3 separate regions of the Mus musculus genome follow, and all the other regions are linked to region 2. A link is a loop called in an ENCODE intact Hi-C map of the cell type or tissue named here. Cell type or tissue: gastrocnemius. All regions are shown on one strand. Region 1 overlaps Rrp12 (ribosomal RNA processing 12 homolog (S. cerevisiae)). Region 2 overlaps Slit1 (slit guidance ligand 1). Region 3 overlaps Arhgap19 (Rho GTPase activating protein 19).

Region 1 (8,000 bases), 210 kb after region 2:
GTAAGAAAGGATAGCTTACCTTGGTACCGAGGTGGGATCTCCAGCTCATCCTCCTCGTCCTCCCTCTGCCGCTTAAGCTTCTTTTTCTATAGAAAGATGCAACAAGCCGGGGAGCAGTGAGCAAAGGGCCAGGACTACACCACTAATGAGGGCGGGAGGGAGCAGGGGCGGGAACAGAAGCAGTCACCTGCCTTGGTGACAAAGGCCCTCTGCCAAGCTCTCAGCCCCAATTGCACACAAGTGCAAGCCCACAAAGGGAGAGTGATGATCTTATATTACACAGCTGGGGCGGGGACAGGGCTCTCTCCTGCATTCTCACAACTAGATTTCCCTCTTCACAACCCCAATGCTGTTGAAGGAAGATGGAAACCCGATATCAGCCAGGTTCCACCTCTTTCCCTCATCAGTACCTGGGTAGGTGGAGGACCCTGGGCCAAGCTATTCATTACAGTCCCTCAATGGACAGTAGGTTCACAGAAGTTATAAGTCAATGAAGGATAAGTATGATACCAATATTAGAAAAGCATGGGAAGAGAAGACCTGTCACAGGGCAGCCCACAGGGATATATGGGCTCAGGTACTAGCAATCAAGCAAAGACACTACATAATGGATGGGTTATCCAGGGGTGACCTAGCTCCCAAGGCTGGCTCCTATCCTGCGGTCTATGACACCGGCCCGGAAGCCTTCCAAGTCCACAGACGAGGTGAGAGGGCTAGGGGTGCCAGACCAAGGGATCAGACTGAACATGTGTGCAGTAATATGGATGCCAGGTCCGCTGGCTATAGCAAGAACTGTGGAGCTCTGGTAAGGACCAGAAACTGGAGATGTGGGACTCAGGCTGTACAACAGAGGATGATGGCTGAGCTTTATTAGCCAAGGCTAGCCCACTAACTGGTCTTCCACCAAGGATGTCGTGGCCCCAAGCATCTTATGCTCCGGAACCATGCGCACAGGAGGACTCAGCGACTGCCACAGAGAACTTTGGGATGCTGGAGGCAGGAGCTGACTGTAGGACCCAGCCACTATGTGGTCATCACTATACTGCTCTTGCTGCTTTAGGAGATGTCTGATCTTTCTATCTCTAAGCTGAGATCCATCTACAGAGGACTCTGGTCAGTCCTTGCGGGCCAGGAAGAAGAGGCAGCTGTCAACAGATCACCAGGACCCCTGTGAAGGTTCCAAAAATTCAGTGAGGCCTCACCCAGAATAATGTCCGGGGAATATGAACAATGACAAAGAACAGCTAAGACTCAGTCAGCACCACTAAGTACCAAGCTCTCTACACACCAAGGACTCTACACAGAACCCTAGACTGGAACCCTGGGAGCCTGGGTACAGTGACAGGCTCATTCACAGCAAAGTGAGACTGGACTGAGGCTGAAGCAAGAGTAGGAAGAGTAGAATGCAGACCAGGGAGAGACCTAGTAAGCAGAGCTGGGTCACCCAAGATGGCCTGCGGAGAGGGGCATCGCACAGGCGGGCAGCACATACCACATGATTCCCCTGGGGCATCCAGGAGATGTTCTTGCTCCTCACTCTCTCTTTACTCTGCATGGCTTTCCTACACGGTTCTCACTCAGTCTCCAACTAGCATCACTCCCCATACATTCTTTTTCATATATATTTAAATTCTGTTCATATGAGTGTTTCATTTGCATGTACGTTTGTGTTCCACATGTGTGCCTGATGACCATGGTGGCTAGAAGAGGGTATCAGATCTCCTGGCACTGGGGTTATGGATAAGTTGTAAGCCAACATCTGGGCGCTGGCAACCAAACCCTGGTCATGTATAAGAGTAAGAAGTACTCTTAACCCGAGTTACCTCTCCAGCCCTCTAATACCCTAACCCTAACCCCTGAGCCATCTCCCCACCTTCTGATATGTTCTTAACAATAAATTAGCTGTTTGCCAGAAGGCGACATGGGGCTGTTGATTACCTGTGTGCTCTACGCTGATGCTCTTTGCATGCCCGTCCACACTGCCCCAGTAATCTCGAGAACTGAGGGAGAAGGGCAGATGCATGCTCGTGTGTGGGGGACTGGGCATGGGAGCTCTGGGCCAGGCAAGGCCACAATTACTCACACTTCTCACACTGGCATCCTCCATCGCATCGGTCATGTCTTCATCTTCCCCTGGAGTCAGAGGGCAGACAGGCTCATGAGCATCTGGGCATCCCTAATTAACCGTATCCCATGTCCTCTCTTTAGCAGAAATACAAGACATTAACTCCAGTCCCAGAAAACTGCCCTCTTCAGACCTGTGCCTTTTTCCACAGGAAACCAAACTGCTGTCCCTCCTCCACTCCAACCATTTTGGTCCCTTCAAGATGTGAGTGACTTGGAGAGAGTCAGCCCCATGTCATACACGCCCTCGCTTAGTTAGCAAAAGGACAATTTTACCCTCCTAATCAAAAAGCTTTTTTGCGCTGGGCAGTGATGGCGTATGCCTTTAATCCCAGCACTTAGGAGGCAGAGGCAGGTGGATTTCTGAGTTTGAGGCCAGCCTGGTCTACAAAGTGAGTTCCAGGACAGCCAGGGCTACACAGAGAAACCCTGCCTCAGAAAACAAAAATAAATAAATAAATAAATAGCTTTTTTTCCTCACTCTGTGTACTGGCACCATGTGGGAATAATAGAAAAGTATGAAGCTGACCATCTGGAGGAAGAGATTCCAGCAAAGCAAAGCAACAGCCAGAAGACAAAGACAGCATGTGTAGGGGCTGAGAATGAAGCTCAGTGGAGCACTGTCCTAGCATGTACCAAGTGCTGGGTTTAGTCCCCAGCACTGCAGGAAAATAAACCAGCCAATGACTAAAGATGTACAGAAGAATAGCAACTGGCATGTGGGCGTTCTGTGCGGGATGAGGGCCAGTGGCTAGGGAACCCTAGAGACAACAGAAAGGAATAGTGTGGGATCGTAAGGAGCAGAGGGGGCTCCCCAGCCACAGGAACTGCGGGCATCAAGTCCGCAGGAAGGGTGGGAGGGAAGTGGAGAAGAGACAGTCTAAAGAACAGCACAAGCCACCTTTATATTAAGCACATACACGGGAGCCAGCAGACAAGCAGCAGGCAAGTGAGGGGCAAAAGAGTCTGTGTGAGGAAGTCAGGTGAATCAAAGGCACACAGCTCAGCAGCAAAAGCCGAGAAGCCAGAAGGCAGGTGCTCGCCCCACAGTCCTACGAATAGAATGCACTCCAGGCAATGCTCCGTTACTGAGTGGACACTGGGCTTGGGAAGGCTGGCACTCTCTTAGAAGGCATGGCTCTGCCTGTCACTAAATCAGCTTACGGTTCAGCTGGTTTCCATTAAAAACCAAACCATACCGAACTGAACAACAGAAAAGGAATAAGGAAAAAGAAGCAGAAGAGATGCTCACACCATGCACAGTGAGGGGGTTTCCTCAAGTTTTGTTTAAATCGTTGTATATATACTGCATTAAAAAAAAGTCAAAGGGCTGAGATCTGATGCCCTCTTCTGGGGAGTCTGAAGACAGCTACAGTGTACTTACATATAATAAATACATTAAAGGGGGGGGGGCTGGTGAGATGGCTCAGCAGGTAAGAGCACCCGACTGCTCTTCCAAAGGCCCTGAGTTCAAGTCCCAGCAACCACATGGTGGCTCACAACCATCCGTAATGAGATCTGACACCCTCTTCTGCTGTATCTGAAGACAGCTACAGTGTACCTACATATAATAAATAAATCTTTTAAAAAAATTTAAAAAAAAAAGTCAAGCTGGGCAGTGGTGGCACACGCCTTTAATCCCAGCACTCGGGAGGCAGAGGCAGGAGGATCTCTGAGTTCAAGGCCAGCCTGCTCTATAGAATTCCAAGACAGCCAGGGTTATATAAAGGAACCCTGTCTCAAAAAACAAAACAAAACACCAAAACAACAACAACAAAATTCATAAGTTAGTATAGAGAATATATGAAATAAAAATAAAAATGTGTGCTCAGGAGAATCTGAGGAGCCAGAATGTTCAGGGTGGCCTTATGGGTTAGCTTCTTAGATCGGTTTCTATGCTTCCTCAATAATGGTCACTATATGAATAGGCTAAAAGCCCTCAAGTGTATAAATGAGCATCATGCCAACAGAGCACCTGTTCCTCTGTGGAGACCCCTACCTTTAGTGCCATCTTCTTCCTCCACCTTGTTTCCATCTTCCTCCTCCCGTATGATCAGCCGGCCATCAGCACTCAACTTGAAGCCATGGTCCCTCTTCTTGCCCCGCCCAGGCCCAGGCTGGGTGGCTAGTGAAGTGAGGTGAGACAGGTCAGTCCTAGTCAACTCTTCCTCCCTCGGAGCCCCCCCAACACCAAAGCTCTCAACTAGGGGACTTTTAGCCCTTGCCCACAGGCCATCCTCAGAAGCCAACCCCTGCCTACCACCCATGAATCCAGCAACAGGGGAGGTCAACTCTGGGTTCCTAGGTCAGCTGTTCTTGCTCACCAAGGACTCGATGGGCCACCTTGGGATCCAGGAAGTTGAGGGGCTCATCGCCACCACCTTCCTTCAGCCATGCCCGGCTCCTCTGTCGTGCCAGCTTCCGCTGCTCCTTGCCCCGGCCTCTTTCTTCTTCCTCATCCTCATCCTCAGAGTCAGCCAAAATCTCCTCAATGCTAAATTAGAGAAGTCTAACATCAACGCACTCCTGGGACAGAGGGGACCTAAGGCACTGCCAGGACAGAATTTGGGTGGGGGTAGACTAAGGCCTTGGGGCTGAGCCATGGTCTTACCTGTCACCTTTGCTCTGGACAGGCTCCTCTTCCTCTTCCTCCTCTTCCTCCTCCTCTACAGCAGCCTGGCTCAGGGCACGATGCTTCTTGGCTCGGGTCTCAGCTTTCCTGATGTTTATCAGGACTTTGTGGTATTCTGCGGGTAGCAGACCCTTCACCAACTCGAATCTGAGTGGGACAGAGAAGAGTTGTCTAGAGGTTGCCAAGGACCCCTCCTCAGGGGCAGGAACTGTTCAGGAAGCTAACTTTCCCTGTGGCCCCTAAGAGACCAAGGGTCCCATCCTCCAACCCTACCCCATTCAAGCACAGACCCAAACTTGCGGGTGAACTTGATGAACAGGTTCCGAAGCTTCATCCGGAAGTGCCGTCGCATGTCATCTGACAACTTCCCAATGGCTTCCATCTAGCAGACAGAGCACCAGGGTGTCAGAGCGAGCTCGGGGCCTTCTGCCCTGCCCATCTGTCTTTGCTGTACAGACCAGTGTACAGTACAGCTGAGCCTAGCGAAGGGGAGGTACTGGCTGCCCTGTTCTCAGGCCACCGCTTCCCTGGCTCAACTCCGTTTCCTTACTCTGGAATCCCATCTTTCCTCTATGCCCTTTCACACCACAGCTGTGATTATCCTTCCGAGGCGACAACTGAACACCCTCCATGTGTCCTTCCCAGGGTTCTTTCACAGCAACTTGATGGGACAGAAACCTATACCAATACAGGCTCACCCGACTGCCAAGTGGCCATAGAGGCCCCACTTAACCCACTCAGTCCACTTTGCCAGCTACGACCCAGCATCCTGAAGTCACATGCTCCCTTTCTATCACGCAGTCGTGCTCATCCAGGCCCAGATGGTGACACATGGGAGTGGCAAACCTTATTATCTGTAAGGTCTGCCTGCAGTGGGGGCAGAGAACAAGGTCCCCACATACCCTTTAGTAGGATTCGGGAAGTTCTAAATATAAAGAGATCCAGTAGATCTCCACCCTAGCCTTGCCTTAAGCCTTTGGCTCCCAGTGAGGCTTCTGGAGAATATCTATCCCTGCTTTCTTCCTGGAAGCTAAGGTTTGACTCAGAAAAGATATGCAAAAGAGATCTGAGGGCCATGTGACTCTGCCAGCTGGAAGTGGAAACTGTTAGCAAGCAATTCCAGCTTGCAGGGAGTGTGTCCCTAATTTTCAGCTCCTCTGTGCCCTGGCAGGGATAGGAAGAGTGACCCTACAAAGAGCGAGTGCAGTCTTGAGACTAGACCTTGAAAATAAGTACCTGCCTGGTTCTCTATCTGTACAACATTGGAGAAGCCCTGTCCCTTGGCCTAAGAGACACTATAAGCATTGTGCCTTCTTTGTCAGTCAGCACTCTCCTACAAGCCCCTCTAAGGCTCCTTAATGTCCTTCTGCTGCTCAGAGCGTAGTGAAAACGCTCTGAACTAATATGCCCAGAGTCCCTCCCGCAGAGTCCATTCTTGCCCCCCAGTGAACACAATGGAGCCTCACCACTAGCTGCACATGCTTAGCAAGGTGCACCACGTCCATGACCACCACAGCAACCTTGATGAAGCCTAGCGCGGACTTGACCACATCACGGGTTCGAGAGGCCAGCAGCAGGCACACGTTCTCCAGGAGCTGCTCCACTGTGCTGGTCCCCATCAGCCCTGTGCACAGGGGCTGCTGTCAGATACCAGAGCCTCAAACCCAAGAGCCACCCACGGGTCCCCATCAGCCCTGTGCACAGGGGCTGCTGTCAGATACCAGAGCCTCAAACCCAAGAGCCACCCACGGGTCCCCATTAGCCCTGTGCACAGGGGCTGCTGTCAGATACCAGAGCCCCTCAAACCCAAGAGCCACCCACGGGTCCCCATCAGCCCTGTGCACAGGGGCTGCTGTCAGATACCTGAGCCCCTCAAACCCAAGACCCACCCAGGGGTCAGATGTTCTCAGGGCCTTTCTGGGTCTAACAGCTTGAACACCACCCATGGAGTATCCATACATCTTTTATCTTAGAGACTAGCAGGGGTTCTGAGAGGTTAGTAAAGATGCTCAAAGTTTGATGTGGTTGGTAAGAGGAGGGACCAGAACTAAGACATAGGGACAGGCCAACCCTCTTTCTGACCAATCTGACAAAAGTCCCAGGACACTGGGGCCTAAAGCTGATGGGTGGTGCGAATGTAAGGATGAAGGGAGAATGTTGTGGGAAGAGACTAGGAAGCAGACAGGCCGGGTTCTGGGTCTGTTTGCTGCATCCTGATGCTTTTCCCCATTCTGGCATCACCCTGTCCTGATGTTTGGAGCACTCTTTACCATAACAGCACCCTTCAGGTAAACACTTACCTTTGAACTCAAACAAGAGGTGGGTCAGAGCCAAAATGCTGCAACTAACTGTGGTAACTGCACCCAGAAGGCCAGGATAGATGAGGACAAGGTACCGCTGCAGAGCGTCTGAGGACAGAGAGTGGGACAGTTACTCGAAGACAGGGTGCTCAGGGATGGGTACTATTGGCCTTCAGTGCAGTCCACTCAAAGCCACAGGCAGAACAAGACAAGGCGTTCCCTCCACCTTTTCTCTTAAGACTGGACAGAGGCTTTAAGACTTTTCTCTCACTGGGCATGGTGGCGCACACCTTTAATCCCAGCACTTGGGAGGCAGAGGGAGGCGTATTTCTGAGTTCGAGGCCAGCCTGGTCTATAGAGTGAGTTCCAGGATAGCCAGGGCTACACAGAGAAACCCTGTCTCGAGAAACCAAAAAAAAAAAAAAAAAAAAGTCTTCTCTGGGCCAAGGCAGTTTGTCCACCCCAGCTCTCAGTCCACAGCCCACACTCTCACCTTCCTGGTTGGAGCCAAATCGCAGGAAAGCATGGCCCATCTCCACCAGCAAGGTAAACGCACTCTTCCTTGCACCCACTGACACCTCCTTGGTGCACAGGATCACCTGGCCAAACAGCCTTTGTCAGGACATGGAACTGAGGGGCAGCCTGGGTGAGCTCTTCACGCCTACACATGCACTAGGCAGTGAAGGGAGCGTGTGCTCCCACTGTTACCTACAGCCCTCCCTCCTCGGGCCTCTCTTGGAATCCACACTAAGAAACCACAACCCACATCCCTCCACAACCCCTCACCTCTGGGATGAGGGCAGCTATGAACTCCTCATGCTCAGCCGACAGCGTCTTCACAATATGTATGAGGCACTTCAAACGGGGCTGTGGGCACAACAACAACACCGGGGTCCTCCAGTGTCACCCTGACCCCTGGGCGTGCCTGTTGACGCCCTCCCTCC
Region 2 (8,000 bases):
GTCTGGGTGGGTTCTAGTTGCTTTGTCAGCTCTGGCTGAATGAGTAAATGGTAGTTAGGAGTTTTCTGTCCTGGCAGACACTGGGACGCTGTCCCCAGTCACCTCCCCTCTGGGCAGAGGATGGTTAGAGAGAAGCTCCCAGTAGCTGTGATCAGCACTGGCAGGGCCCCCATGGTTGGCCAACCCCAATGAAGCATAGCAGAGAGCTCTCCACGGCCCTCCGTGGCCCTGGCTTCCCCTCTGTTTTGCTGTAAGCAAGCTGTGACTGCTGGAGGATGGAGGAGACAGAACCAAGTGTCTCGCCCGGTCCTGAACTAGGCTGGCTCTGATTCCAAGTCTACTCTGGGGGATCACAGAGCAAAAGAAAGCCTGGGCCCCTTGGGAACCACGCCACAAGCCAAGGCTCTATGCCCTGCAGACTGTTCAGTCCCAGCTAGCTCCCTGCTGAACCTAGCAATTGTAGGAGAAACCCAGGTTAGACCCCCAATTTCTTTAGAAATCAGATCAACTCTTCTTTTTGTCTTGGTTGTTTGTTTTTGAGGCAACTGATGATACAGTTATCAGTGGGCAATTGAAGGATGAGGTAGTGAGAGCCTTCAGGAAGGAGAGACAGGACATGGCCGACCGTAGGTGTTTCTGAACCTACATAGTGTTAGACCCTCGGCTACACTGTCTCCCCTGTTCTATGTGTGAAATGCATAGGCTCAACCAAATGCTCTCTAAGCATCCCACCAGTGGGACCCCTCACATGTGAGGGCTCAGAGACACGCTGTGGCCTGAAGGTAACCTCATGCCTCCCTGTGCTGGGGCCTAGTCACAGAAATGACGGTGCTGGGAGATGGGGCCTACAGGAGGGGTACACCAGGGACAAGCTCTCAGGAACAAGATTGGAATGTAATGGATGAAAGCCCCAGAGAGCTGGTGTGAAGGCCAAGGACCTGACGAAAGGGATTCCCATGGTGGATGGAGAGAGCTGACTTCTGCAAGTTGTCTTCCAACCTCCATGTTGTGTGCCATGGCACAGGTACCTCTCCTCCAACACACTCAGACACACTGGCACACACAGATATACATACAGACACACACAGATACACACAGACAGACATACACACACAGACCCAGACTTAGACAGAAACACACACACACACACATAGACACACATACAAACACACACACACAAACATACCCACACAAACATACCCACACACACAGACCACCCCCACAGATACACACACAGAGACATACACACACAGAGACACCACACAGACACACACACACACATAGAGATACACACATACACACACAGACACATACACACACAGACATACACACACACAGACACACACACACAGATACACACACAAACACACACAAAGATACACACAACAGATCCCCCACAAACACACACACACACACAGAGACACATACAGACACACAGAAATACATACACACAGAGACACTCACACACAGACACACACACAGAGTAAGTAAATTAATGCAATGGAAAAATTGTAAAAGCAAAGATGCCTTGCACAGTTGCCAGCCCCAACGCTGTTAGAGGACACAATGATGTCTGATTCCCGGGAGTCTGAGTGCAGGCCTTCCTCACACACCAAATTCTGAATCTTGACACCGAGAACCATGAGAAATAAGTTCCTGTTGTTAATGAGTCATCCAGCCTGAGATGTTTCATTACAGTAGAGTGAATAGATTCAGACACATGTTCTGTGAAGGGCTTGGCTCTTTGACCAAGGCCCTTGAGATCCTTGAAGTGAGGGACCAATGTTAACAGGCATTGGGAGGTGGTAAGAAGATACAGTCAAGCCACTAGCCGCCTTTGACCACAGGGAAGCAGGGAGGTTCAGAAAAGATAAAGGCAGGCAGGGAGGTGTGCCCTAGAGAATGTGGGGTACACAGGGAGGTTTGCCCTAGAGAATGTGGGGTGCACAGGGAGGTGTGCCCTAGAGAATGTGGGGTGCACAGGGAGGTGATGCCCTAGAGAATGTGGGGTACACAGGGAGGTGATGCCCTAGAGAATGTAGAGTGCGCAGGAAGGTGGTACCCTAGAGAATGTGGGGTGCACAGGGAGATGTGCCCTAGAGAATGTGGGGTACACAGGGAGGCAGCAACTCCAGGCAGCCCCTCAGCACAACACAGCAGGCAGCTCACCCCAAGGCAGAGCCTGAGAGAGAGTCCCAGGCCGCTCCCCACTATCCACTTAATCCTCTCCTCAGCCAGGCAAGAAAGGCTTGTTATGTGTATTGATTAGCCAATCAATTCCACCCAGGCCTGTTCCATGCAGACTTTACAGTAGCTTGGCGGGATTTACAGATCAGCAGGAGAGCAGGTGGGAGGGCTCAGCAGAGAAGAAACCTCAAAGGCAGGCTCTCTGAATGTGCCCCGTGATTCACAGGCATACCAGCCAGGGCAGAGTAGGGGCTCAGTGCTTCCTGAGAGCCAAGGAAGGGGGGTCAGCAGCACACATGATCTATGTGTAGTCTAAATGGATCCGAGTGTCAGGAGTCCAGCTGTTTGGGCACTCAGATGAGACAGGAATTCTCCCGGGAGTCTTTATTAAAAAAAAAAAAAAAAAAAAATCAGCCGGCAGCATGGCCTCAGCAGTAACACTGGATCCTTACAATAAATGGGTTTTAAATGCTTCTTATCACAGCACTGGGTCAAAGTGTGTCTCAGGAAATCAATTCTGCAGGCTCTCATACCAGGAAGGAGGACAAGGGATAACTGGGAGGCCTGGCACAGCCTGGAACAACTGGGTCAAGGCAGAGCCTGCTAAGACTGGCCAGAGAGGTTGATGGCCTCCGACTGAAGCTCCCAGAGTGCAGAGCAGATAGAGTGGAATCCTGAGGGCTTTGGGAGAGATGGGGAGGTAACCCCCCTTAGGAAGCCCAGACTGGCCCTGGCCAGTCAGTCCACAGCAGGAACCTTCTTTCCTGTTTAAATGACCAACTGGAACAGTTTACAAACCCAGAAGAGATGGTATGAAGGCCATCAGGAATGGCAAGTGTTGGTCAGTCTCAAAAAAAAAAAAAAAATAGATGAAGATTGCTGACATCAAAGGAAGCAATGGGAAGATTTCTGGGTTCAACTGTCTCTGCCGCGCACCAGCCATGGGCCCAGAGAACCCAAGAGGGCTTTGTGGGATGGACGTTGTCTGTCATGCAAGACCTGGTGAGATCCCAGGAGTGCACAGCTTAACCTTTAAACCTCATTTCCATTTGTCTGTATTATGGAAGCGGGGCTTTTGTCCCTCCTTTCCCCACACGGCATCACAGTTGTTCCCAGAGTGGCCACTAGGGTGTGCCAGAAGCCTTCCCTGTATTTGCTATACAGCTGCTACGGTCTCACTTTTTGCTACATTTGACTTGCCCCGTGACACTTCTGTGGTCTTTTGTCACCACTCACGTCAACCCCCCCCCCCCCCAGCTAAAGTTGCTCATCTCTGCTTGCACGTGGCCTGTTGGAGATCCTCTCAGCACAGCCTGGGCCTTTCCCAGCCCTCATCCTTCTGTGCTTCACAAACTCAGGGCACCCAACCTTTCTCCATGGTGTTTCACAGGTCCCTCAAAACGAGTCCCTCATCACTGGCTGGGAGGATAACAGAGCCTGACCAAAGGAAGAGGTTTCTGATAAGGGGGTCAGAGGGGCCAGCAAATGCTGGAGAGTCAAGGTATAACGGAAAACACCCACAGTGTATGTCCCTGGTGAGGCATTCAGCAAGAGCTGGCTGGGTCACATACATTATGGGGCATTGGGCATCATGAACCTAAAACCCTTCTGCTTTCTTATCTCTGTCTACACACCTTTCCCCTAGTTTCCAACTGTTCCTTCACCTACACATTCCAGTATATGCACGAGCGGGGGCAGGCAGGCGTGCGGGGACACACACACACACACACACACACGCAAGCCTCCTGTTCAGCACCAATTCAAAATAGCAAATACAAGCATATTGGGTTTGCGTATGAATATTTAATTACCACCCATCTCTCCCTAATCCACCAATGGCAGACATCGCTCTTGCTCCCAGAGTATCCTGAAGTTGGCGCACTCACTGCAAAGGCAATGTAACCATAACTGAACGGAACCAATGAGGATACTCAGTGACCCTCCCACGTCCTGGCCGGAGCGAGGGATCAGCACAAGGACGCAGCTCCAGGGATGCAGACACGGGGCAGGTAGGAGTCTCTGCACTCCTGGAGCCCGCAGTCTCTGTTCTGATCTGTCATGCAGATCAGATGCCTCCTAAAAGTCAAAGCAGCACAGAACAAGAAACTGGTCTTGTGGATGATGTCATCTTGACTCTGTTCTTCCCTTCCCATATCTAGATGGAACACTGTGCGCCTAGCAAGGGATCTGGGCAGCCACTGAGGAAGGTAAGAGTCTATCCTGGGAAGCCCCAGAGAAGGGGATCTGTTCTAAGAAATATGGTATGAGTTCTATAGGCAGAGACTCCCCAGGTTATCCTGTATCCCACCCCTAAGGTCCTAGGACTCTGAGGAGGCAGCTTTCCACCCCCAGTCATCCCCCACTGGGTATGGGAGCCCTTCTGCCCATCCCTGACTTAGGCACTGTCCCCAAGTGCCTGTTACAGCCATACTCCACACTCTGACAAGCAGGGGAGCGAAGGTCGGGACCCCATGTTCTTACTGCAAATCCCCATTAGCTCCAACCTCTAACTGGTCTCAGCAGGCACACTGCCTCTGAGGGGATTAGTGGGGCCCTGTTGGGGCAAGGCATTGGGCATCAGCCAAGGTTTCACTGAGCTCTGGGCTCTGACATGGATCTGCTGCCCCACTGCAAAGCTCTTTATTTTGTGGCTCTTCAAGCCGCAGGGGGCTTCAGCACAGTACAGCGTTCCAGCGCACTTTATCCGTGGCTTTCTGGTCATCAGACTGTAGACCTGGGCCTGGAGTACAGCGAGCCAGCCCTGCACGCACTGAGCTCCTTGGGCACGTATTTGATCCCTGGAGTGTGTAGGGGGTTGATTAGCCTCTTCTTCAGAAAGCACAAGTGGCGGTTGTGGTCGGAGCAGAGGAATGGGAGCCCTCAGCCAACACTGCTATTAGGTCATTGTCTTTGGGGCTCTGTGAGAACATGGAGCCTGGGGTTTGGGAATCCTACTAGTTTGAGCTGGTCTCCAGTCAAGGTCCACAGGAAATTCCCCCGTGTCTATGAGTGTGTGCCACTCACTCAGACTGCCACAGGTGGCTACTGTCCTGCATGACATTATCTCACACTGTTAGGTAGAGGGGATCAACTACCATGAACCCAGAGGAATGGCTACGCAGGCCACCCCTGGTACCTGCGCCAGTACCTTTTTGTTACTAGACAGGTAGATTTTCGCCTTGAGCAAGGTCTATAGCAAACTAGAGCATATTAAAGTTAGAGGGCTTCATCCGGCAGAGAAGTACGAATGCTTTGATGTCCCCACCTAGTGCTGAAGCAGACTGAAGCTACTGTGCCCAGACGTCACTTCAAAGCAGCGGGGTTCCAGCACCTCTGCTTTAGTGAGGGAGAAAGAAAAACAGCTCCTGACTTCTCTCCTGAGGCACAGGCTGCATGCAGGAAGGGGGGGGGGGATCTGCAGAGGTGGGTGTAACCACCTCCTTCACTTACTCTGCAGGCCTTTTCTGCAATGCAGCTGGGGTTGGGGGCAGGGGAGACACAGCCCAGCTCTGTTTAGCACAAGTCCACCTTTGGGTGTCTGGAGGTGCCCGCTACACACTCACTGTTTGCCAAGGAACTTGTTCTTACAGAGAGAGGGAGCCCCAGCCTATAATCTATAGTCATGGGGCTTACAACCGCCAAGTTCCTGGGGCAGTCTGGACATCACCACCATAGAGTGGCTGCTTTGAGTCTTTCTTCTTGTCCCCTCCTGTTTTCTGAGGGCCCAAGGGGCCCAGACACTGCCATCAGCAGAAACCTCCCTGCCTGCCCACCTGGGGCCACCAGCTCTCCTGTGCAGCTTTCAAGCACCCACCCCACCCAACCATTCATTCTGCAAAAACCTCACCAAACAAAAGACTAAGTGGCCTGGCTTGTTATACCGTAAACCATCCTGTGATACTGACTTGACCTTGGGTTGTTTGCTGGGCAGCTGTGAACATCAACTTCCACAAAAGAAACACCCCCAAAGAGATCTCCCCCGCAAGCAGCCTTCTCTCATAAGCTAACTGGCTCCGCCAAGGCAAGGAAGCTTTGAGGTTGGAGTCCCACTCAAATGAAGGATACCCAGGACACAAAACCATTCCATCTTATAATTCTGTGGACAGTCAGAAAGTGGCAAGCGTGGTTCCCAACCATGTGGTGAGAACACAGTACCAGATGTTGAGAGTGGCTGATAAGGTGGCCGAGAGGGAAAGGCTGAACTGGGAAGTGGGTACCATGGTCAGCAGCACTGGACTCTGGGGTGCACTTCCCAGGGTTTCTGGTATCAAACTCCATAGTTGGGTGCCACAGCTCCTGCGCTGGGCTCCAGAGACGTGACCTCCCAGTCACACGGGAGGACGGGAACGTGGCACTGGAGCACACAGACCTCAGAAAGTCAGGCCAAGGGAAGGGAGGTTGGGACTGAGTATGGGACCCTCTGGCAGAAGTCTGGTTGCCTTTCTTACCGTGTTTCAGGAAGGAATGAAGATGGCCCCCGGGTTGTGTTATAAAGTAAGAGGAAATCAGAGGAAAAGCTTTAAAAATGAAGACAGGGTAAGCTATCAAATAAGAGAACACAGGCCAGACGTGGAGGTACACACCTTTGACTCCAGCACTTGGGAAGCAGAGGCAGGTGCAGCTCTGTAAGTTTGAGGCTAGCCTGGACTATATAGCCAGATCCAGGGCAAGGCTATATAGTAAGACCCTGTCTCCAAAGGGGTGGGGACACCTGCTCTGCATGGGCCCTGGGGTTGTTATAGCGGGTTCCTCGAGTGAGGCCAAGCATTGGCTGATTCTGAGGCTAAGCTAGGAGTATGTCCTTCCATCCATCTGTCTGTTGCCCCACCCCACCCCCACCGTGCAGTCTCCACAAAGAGAAGGCTGTAATGAGGAAGAGCAAGGCTCTCTCTCACCTGTATCCTCAGAGGAGGCTGAGGATACAGGTCACCTCTCCAAGGCCAAGTCACAGATAAGCCAGTCAAGGGACCAACACTTTTCTTTGTTGTCTTTAACATTGATTTGTTGTTGTTTGTTTGTTTGTTTTTGGTGTTTTGTTTCATTGTTTTGTTTAACATTGTTAAACAACAAGAGCTGTTCCCTTGGTCATGTGGCCTAGGGACTCTGGTTGCTTGTCCTGGCTCCCTACAGCTACAGTGGGTAAGCCGGAGACAGGTTCCCCTAAGTCCAAACACCAAGAGCTGGGGCAGAGAGCAACAAAGCCGGGTCTTCAATACTGTGAGAAACTCAAGCCAGGAGACTCCCAGAGAGTTAAAGAAATCAGTCAGTTTGACGAATCGATCTTTGGACAAATCGGCCAATCCATGAATTGCCTTCGGCAAATTGGCTTTTAGCAAAATGACATTTGGTAGATTGTTCTGTTTCTGACACAGCGATGCTTTTACAGGGCAATTATGCGCACAGTCCCAGCCTGGCACCAGGGCACAGAAACCATTCTGCAGATGGTAGACCCACCCACCTCACACACTGCTCAGTGCTTAGATGAGCTGAGCCAACGTGGGGGTTAGAGCACCGAGGAAGACGCATACTGCCCTGCCTGCACATCCTCCCTGTGGCCTCTTCCTTCACTCAGCTCATTTTGACAGAGAGCAGATTCTTCGGACAGCACCGAGCCGGGGAAACAGGGGCTAATACAGTTTTTGAGGAAAGAAAGCCAAGCAAAGGAGCAACAGGGCCCAGTAAGGAGAACCTATGCTGTGCACCAGGAGGCTCTGCACCAGGCAGGTGGCCAAGCTGCAGCAGTTGACAGGTCTGCGCTTCTTCGGCAAGAAGCTGGGACTCTGGCCAGTGTAGTGGGGCAGCCAATGCCAGGA
Region 3 (8,000 bases), 110 kb after region 2:
GCCACCCACAAGACCAGGTGAGGCAGTTCACACTTGCTGAGCATTGTGGGATGCCAGACACCTGTCAATCACAGACCTTAGTGCCTTCCCATTACTCCCCATCCCCGACCTGAGGAGCTGGGAGGAGGTTCTCTGTGGGGTAGGGGTGGAGGTGATGAGACCTGCAGGTGAAAAAGACTTGCCCTCACATACCAGGAGCACAGTGCAACATGAGATAAAACTATGGCTGCTGACCCTCTTTCTCCTTCAACAGCATGGGTGGGTGTGCCCACTGCCCATCACTTCTCAGACACAAGATAAAGGTTCTCTGTGGTTTCAAACCACAGAGCTCAAGGGATGACTGTATCCAGGAACTCAGGCTCAGTCAATCCTCCACTTCCCCATCCAGGAACTCAGGCTCAGTCAATCCTCCACTTCCCCACCCAGGAACTCAGGCTCAGTCAATCCTCCACTTCCCCATCCAGGAACTCAGGCTCAGTCAATCCTCCACTTCCCCATCCAGGAACTCAGGCTCAGTCAATCCTCCACTTCCCCATCCAGGAACTCAGGCTCAGTCAATCCTCCACTTCCCCATCCAGGAACTCAGACTCAGTCAGTCCTTCACTTCCCCATCCAGGAACTCAGGCTCAGTCAATCCCCCACTTCCCCATCCAGGAACTCAGGTCCAGTCAATCCTTCACTTCGCATCTATCTCTGAGTCTTTTCCTCTCTCTATAATATGGCTTTATGTTCTCAGCCAGCTGCCCCAGGAGGAAAGAATAGTAGCCACCAGAGAAGCTCTGGTCTCATAGCCAAGAGCCAAAAAGAGCAGGGATTGCCTCCTTTTTCCCAGCTTGAGGTCCACTGGCTAAGCCTGGATCCTATACTGTCTCCTCCGGCTAGCCATTGAGAGTCAGAACCCAGAGTGTTTACTTCCAGGCTCTGTGGGCTACGCAATGCAGCCTCTCTGTGATCCCTTGTGCCTCTCCCCATGGGCCAGCCATAGGGACCCTAGTTCTACTTCACTGGTTCCTTGAGACCATTCACTTATTCAGGTAGTACCTTAGTGCATACTTACTATAGGATGAGCATCGGAGTTACAGAACGGAGCTAAGAGGCCCAGTTCCTGACCTTGTAGAGTGTTCAGACTGGCTCTAACAAGATAGACAGACATTACACAGACAAATGAGAGAGAGAGACAGACAGAGAGACAGAGACAGAGACAGAGACAGAGAGATGGGAAATATTCAGTACCAAACAACTTCTTGTACTTTCTGTTTGCCTTTGTCAAGCAAGCTCCCTTCTTGGCCGAAGATCCCCAAACATAAAGAGCAGCACCAGCTCGGCCCCTGGTGGCCAGACTGTGACATCACTTCCTGGGGACAACCGCTGGAGGTTGTAAAACTCTCAGCCGCCAGCATGTGGAAGACTCCATCCTTACCTACCAGAGGCCTCTCCGGCTCTCTTACGGTGTACGGTTTCTTCAGGGAGAGGAGGCCCTTCTGCTGCTGAAAGCCCATCCCCAGCTCCGCTGTGGCCAGCTGCCCGTCTTGTTACCTTCTGCACTTCTCTGGAAATGCTAAGCAGAGCCCACCAGCGCTAAGCTCTCTCTCCTAACTGTGCAGGGCAGTCTGTCCTAGCCCAGAGGCAGCACAGGCCTAACAGTGCAGTGTCAACCGTGTGTCCCCATAGACACCTTCCCCATCAGGATGAGACCCACGAGACAGCAGAGCCGCAATCAACCCCAAGAAGGAGATAGTAACTTAACGGTAAGGGGAGCCCCCCTGAATCCAGCCTTCGGTTTCTGTGGTTGGAACAGCGAGGCCTCCAGTCCAGGCTGCATCCTGTAAAACAAAGCTCTGATTTTCCTGGCCAACCAGTACTACTACTTCAGCTCACGGCTCCTTCAAAGCTGCTTCTAGGATAGGGGCAAATGGTCAAACTAGTAAATTTTCACAAGCACCGGATCTACTGCTGACTGTGGGTGACTCTTAAGATGAGATCCCTGGTCAGAAACATGCTGTGTGGAACAGCATGCTGGTGACACACCCTGCGTACCTTGTGCACACAGATGGGCTGGCAGAGGTGTTTCAGAAGGAATGGCCAATAAGCACCTCTCACTAGGACATAACATGCTCCCTCCATGGTGGAAGAGGTCCCGTGTGACCGACTAGCCAGCAGGCGGCGGCTGAGTGGTCACCCTCCCCAGAATATCTGCATTTCCTTCCCTCCCCCACTCACTCAGCGCCAAGGCTGAGCTACTAGCCTCCACCCTTAGGCCGATCACCAGCGCTCCTGTGACAGAAAGAACTCTGCCTCTCGGGGACATCTCCTCATTCTTTTTTTTTTTTTTAAAGATTTATTTATTTATTATATGTAAGTACACTGTAGCTGTCTTCAGACACTCCAGAAGAGGGCATCAGATTTCGTTACAGATGGTTGTGAGCCACCATGTGGTTGCTGGGATTTGAACTCGGGACCTTTGGAAGAGCAGTTGGCGCTCTTAACCACTGCATCTCCTCATTCTTGTTACAGAATGGAGACACGAGGGTGGCAGAGGCCAGCAAGGACTCACAATAGGATGGAAGGACTGGCCTTCAGTGTAGGCTGACAGTGTAACAAGGAAGGCTTTCTTAAGTTTCCAGCTAACAGCTGAGGCTCCTTCATATCACCGCAGGCCTTTATTTCCTTAATTGAAGAAAATGGTCCTCACAAGAAACACTTGTCACTTGCTAAGTCCTAAAAAGTTATTAGTTATGGTCCAGCAAGATGGCTCAGCAGGTCAAGGTGCTTGCTGCCAAGGCTGACGACCTATAGTCACTCCCCATTCACAGGGTAGAAGGAGAGAATTGACTTCACCAGGCTGTCCTCTGGACATCCACATACATGTCAAGGTGTGTGTGCATGCATACGCACGAGCACACACGCATGTGCGTACACACACACACACATAAAGAAATGTAATTTGAAAACTGGTAGTTACTACATACAAGATATCAGGTTTCATTGTGACATTTACACACATACATATCTTTATACTGTTTATGCTCGCCCGCCCTCACCCCCTCCCTCACTCCCCACCCCCCCATCAGTGACCTCAGTTGGTCCCTTTGCTCCTCTAAAACCACTCCCCTTCTGTTCGCTACTATTACATCTTAGTGCCTAAGCTTTAAATGTGCACATTAACTTGTTGTTAAAGATGTATTTATCATACATAAGTACACTGCAGCTGACTTCAGACACATCAGATCCTATCACAGATGGTTGTGAGTCACCATGTGGTTGCTGGGAATTGAACTCAGGACCTTCGTAAGAGCAGTCAGTGCTCTTACTCACTGAGCCATCTCACCAGCCCAACTTGTTGCCTTTTAACAGAGTGTCCTCTACATGGGCATTAGCCTGTAGGACAGGAGGAAACAGGTGTGTTATTCTAGACTAAGGAGTGTTTATCTGTGTGTGTGTGTGTGTGTGTGTGTGTGTGTGTGAGAGAGAGAGAGAGAGAGAGAGAGAGAAAGAGAGAGAGAGAGAGAGAGGACAATTTTTAGGACTGAGTCCCCTCCTTCCACCTGGTATGACAACTCATCTGGTCTAGGCAGAATTTTTAATTGTGTGGGATATATCCAACTCGGTTCACTTCTGTCTAAAATAAGCCAAAGACAGGACGATTTCAGGGCTTCCTCCACCCTTTCTACAGCTTACTGTCTAATGCGTTGAGTGAAAGGTCGCTTCCGCCACCTAGTGGCCAAAATGGTGATTACAGACACACTGGACCACTTTATGCCTGAAGGCTACATGTAGTTAGTCCGTTGAGTAAACACTAGAAATTAAATATGGGCTTTCTGACTTGAGATATAATGTCTGTGAAGATGTATGCTATATCTTGAAGACTCGGTGTGGAAAAAAAGTTAAAATATCCCACACTTTTTTCTGCTGACTTTTGACAATGGGAGGTGGAGGAAGTATGGGGGCCATAAGCGAGGAAGGGAAGGAGGGAAGGAGGAAGGGAGGGAGGGAGGCAGCTGAACGAGACCTCTAACCTCTTCCTTCCATGAGTCAGGTCACATGACACACACAGAGCATCCATAGACTGGAAGCACTCTGAAAGCCCATCAGGATCTCTCTAGCTTACTGTGTACACAGAGGCTGGACACCGGCACCCTGCTCGAACAAGATCCACTCTCCCCCCCCCTTGAGACAGGGCTCTCCCGAAGCCTGGAACACACCAGCAAGATCCACCTGTTGGCCCATCCTGCCTCAGCACTGTGATTACAGGTCCCCAAGTCCACAGTGGCTTTGACATGGGAGCAGGGGACCTGAACTCAGTGTCTGATGCTTGCTCAGTAAGCATGCTTGCCCACCGGCCCTCTCCCCCACCCACCCCCACTTCCATCTGCTCCTCTGATACTTACATTTACGGTGATTACATTTGTGACTCCTTTTTTAACATTAGATATCATGTTTGTAATATATGCAGTTATGTTCCATGGATGTTTCAGACAAGAGACTGCATACTACAGTGGTCCCAGAGTGTCCCAGAGCTGAAACTGCCACGGACTAGGGAAGTCATAACTGTTAGCCACCCAGTGGTATGTTATGAAATCACTGATGATTCTGGAGGAAAACAATCTACTTTGCCACAAGCCTTATGAAAGGGTAACCCACAACAACTATGAACAGTACACACATTCATTATGAGGGACTGCTCAGCACGCCATACTTTTTATCATTATTTTTTTAAAAGATTTATTTATTATATGTAAGTACACTATAGCTGTCTTCAGACACCCCAGAAGAGGGCATCAGATTTCATTACATGTGGTTGTGAGCCACCATGTGGTTGCTATTTGAACTCATGACCTTCAGAAGAGCAGCCGACGCTCTTAACCGCTGAGCCATCTCTCCAGCCTTTCTTATCATTATTTTAGGGACGAGGACTCTACTATTAAAACAAAACAAAAACCTTTCTGTAAAGCAGCATGGCCCACCATGCCAGGAGCATCCTCATACTCGATTTCCTGTGTCTCCTGGGGCCACATATGTCAGTACACTCTATGATGGCACACAACAGCAAAACTGTATAATGGTGCACTGCTCAGAATGAATTCTTATTTTGGTTTTAGTTTGTTTGGCCTTGTTTTGTTTGTTTGTTTGTTTGTTTTGTTTTGTTTTTTTCTGATACGGGGTTTCTCTGTGTAGCCTTGGCTGTCCTGGAACTACCTCTGTACACCAGACTGGCCTCGAACTCACAAAGATTAGTCAGCCTCTGCCTCCCCACCACCCAGCTCTTAGAATGTATTCTTGTCAATAAACAATGCACACCTATTTCATATTACACTTTTATCTCAGGCTATTTCTGCCCCCTCTGAGCCACTGCCATAGATTCTGATCATAAAATGTGATAACGTCAACTGTCTCGAGGACAGATGTGTCCAGAGTGCCCCAGCTGTGCCCATGTGGATACCTGAAGTCTTCCAAGTTCCTCTGCACTAGCTCTTTCAGCACACTGGCCCTGGACTCGTCACTCACTAGCTCTTTCAGCACACTCCTCTGGCCTATGATGGCTTCCTTTCTTTCTCTTCTGCCCACAGATTTGGTTTGACTGAATTCATTGTTCCTTAATATCAAGCCACAAAGCATAAAAACAACCTAAAAGGGAGTTGGGTGTCCTTTGTAAAACAGAGCCTGTTGGGGGCACATAGCCCAAGAGCTACTTCCACTCAATATGGAATAACTCAGAGCAAGTCAGCAACTTAGACAACCTGCACTCCTCAAGGAGTGGGGCCACCTACCCTGGGGCTCAAAGCTGTTGTTTTAGTTGTGGTTGTTTTGGTTTTTGAGACAAGATCTCTCTAAACAGCCCTAGCCTCCCTGGAACTCCATATGTATAGAGCAGGCTGGCCTTGAACTCACATAGATCCACTGCCTCTGCTTCCCAAGTGCTAAGATTAAAGATGTTATGCTACCATGCCCAGCCTCGGCCTTGTTTTGTTTTGAAAGAATCTTGTTTATGTCTAGGCTGGCCTCAACTCGTCCCTAGTATTCTGCCTCCCACGTACTAGGATTAGAGATGTGTGCTACCTCATCTAAGTAAATTTCCATCAGCCAAAGCCTCACTCATCCTGAACCCACCCACATCCCCTCCCTCCATTAGAAAACCCAGGACGAGCCCTTTGTAGAGTATCAAGTTCCTTAGGACAGGAAGCTACCTCTCTTCAAAGCAACGTGAGCCAAGAGACCAGTCAGAACCCACAGATATGAAACAGAAAAAATTTAATTCAGAATATTACATGAATATAAAAGACAATATATATGATTGTTTCTTTACAATTACATATATATATGCAAAATAATAAAAAATAACAAATAGGTACAACCTTCTCCTAAGAAACCTTTTGGGGGTCGAGTGAGCAAGCAAATGAGCGAGCGAGCACACAGAGCGTGCACAGGCACGCCTTGCTGAAAGGCCTTGGGTGAGAGCACTCCTTCTCTATAGCCTCTGGACCAAGCATGTCAGGGGCATGCTCAAAAGCTCTTCAGCATGGGCTGTGGCCTCAGGAACTCCAGTTTCCATGGTGACAAAGCACTCAGGTTATTATTTATCCTCCATCTCCTCACTGCCCTACCTCCACACAGCTTTCAGCACTGGCTGCCTAGTAAAGCCAGCTTTTTGACAGGGAGTCTGACATCAGGCTACCAGGACTAAGGTCACTCAAAACCTTCATCTTAGGAAGCCAGATTCTCTGCAAACTCTGGGACAGTCCTGCTGGTTTAGATCTGGACCCTCACTTCAGTCTGAAGACTTTAGAGTGTAGGAGAGCAGGGATGATGCTGTCTCCAGAGGAAAGGATGTCACAGAAAAGAGACCTCAGCACACAACCTGCCAGTCAGCATCCTGTGCTGCCTCATCCCCCAGGGTGTTTCCTCATCACTCCTGACTGACTCTGGGAGGACCTTCAGAGTATAGCACATGCTGTGTGGAGGGACCACTGTGGGTTCCCTCAGGCCCCATCAGCTGTGCTTCTAGAATGTTCCAGCACTTGGTTCTAACCAATACTGTCTCCCACCTGTGCCCTACACAGTGCATGTGACATGGGGAATGGGGGGACAGGGCGGGGGCGGGTTCAAACCTGATCACTGGTCTCAGTGAGAAAATCCACTTCTGTGGAACGTCAGAGAAAGGGCCCACAGCCTCTATTCATTTACCTAGTGCAGATACAGATCAGATAGGATCTGTCTCTTCATAGTTGGCAACAATAACCACCAGATGACACTTTGACACAACATCAAAGCCTATGACGATTAACCCAGAAAGAAAAGAAAGGTTCTGTCACAAAGACTACGCCAACATGGAAAATAAATATAATAAAAACCCTTAAGACACAGGTCAGCTAGGCAGTGACTACACTCACGCCTTTAATCCCAGCCCTGGGGAGGCAGAGGCAGGAAAACTCTGAGTTCGAGGCCAGCCTGGTCTACAGAGTGAGTTCCAGGACAGCCAGGACCACAGAGAAACCCTGTCTCAAACAAACATTAGTTAAAAACATTAGTTAAATACTGGCTCAAAACAGCAACTGTACGCCTTGTCAGAAGGACGGCAGCAACCTTCTGTGACGACGATGGAGCTTCTGTCTGCGTTTCCAAGAAGATACCACAGGTTACAAAGCCACATGTTACAAGACTCAAAAGGTTATGCTTTTCCTCAAGTCTATTCTGCACTGGATCACAGCTTCTACAAGAAAAAATGACCTAAAATACCCTTACAGCAAGTAATGACTATCCAATAAATAAATGAAATCCACATTCCCAAATGCACGTGGTAACTCACTGCCCAAGAGGCCAGCCACAGAGAGCAAGCGCATGGGGCACCTCTCTCTCACCCAGACCATCCCTGGGCATCGCTTCCCTCTACCCACACTAGGCTCCTCAGTCCCGCGCTCTCTCTTTCTTGCTCACAGAGTGTGTAACTCCTGGCTGCATCAAGGCACTGCTTGGCTTGCATCCCTGCATAGTGCTACATTCCA

Evidence for each region. Peaks named below come from ENCODE experiments on the same cell type or tissue, not always from the same donor. Only the 100,000 strongest peaks of a DNase experiment are listed, where the experiment ranks them.
Region 1: a loop joins it to region 2, with 2.7 times the contacts of the local background. A loop is called at or near these places in 5 of 42 quality-filtered maps.
Region 3: a loop joins it to region 2, with 6 times the contacts of the local background. A loop is called at or near these places in 41 of 42 quality-filtered maps.

What each region holds. Positions count from the first base shown.
Region 1 is chr19:41,866,687-41,874,686 of GRCm38, forward strand. It overlaps Rrp12 (ribosomal RNA processing 12 homolog (S. cerevisiae)), which reads right to left. Exons shown (of 34, transcript NM_199447.2): 22 at 7,843-7,923; 23 at 7,550-7,655; 24 at 7,057-7,164; 25 at 6,223-6,380; 26 at 5,047-5,138; 27 at 4,736-4,903; 28 at 4,449-4,618; 29 at 4,124-4,249; 30 at 2,084-2,133; 31 at 20-86. Among named protein-coding and RNA genes, the nearest start is that of Frat2, 23 kb to the left of the region's middle. In gastrocnemius, a CTCF peak has its summit at 3,440 (motif pointing left); no DNase peak of the experiment used is centred here.
Region 2 is chr19:41,652,862-41,660,861 of GRCm38, forward strand. The region is part of intron 4 of Slit1 (slit guidance ligand 1); the gene reads right to left. Among named protein-coding and RNA genes, the nearest start is that of Gm34116, 34 kb to the right of the region's middle. In gastrocnemius, a CTCF peak has its summit at 3,305; DNase peaks (open chromatin) are centred at 213, 3,311, 7,636 and 7,936.
Region 3 is chr19:41,760,356-41,768,355 of GRCm38, forward strand. Arhgap19 (Rho GTPase activating protein 19) reads right to left here. Exons shown (of 12, transcript NM_027667.3): 12 at 6,233-8,000. Among named protein-coding and RNA genes, the nearest start is that of Gm19424, 17 kb to the left of the region's middle. In gastrocnemius, CTCF peaks have their summits at 1,332 (motif pointing left) and 4,802 (motif pointing right); DNase peaks (open chromatin) are centred at 1,348, 2,201 and 3,717.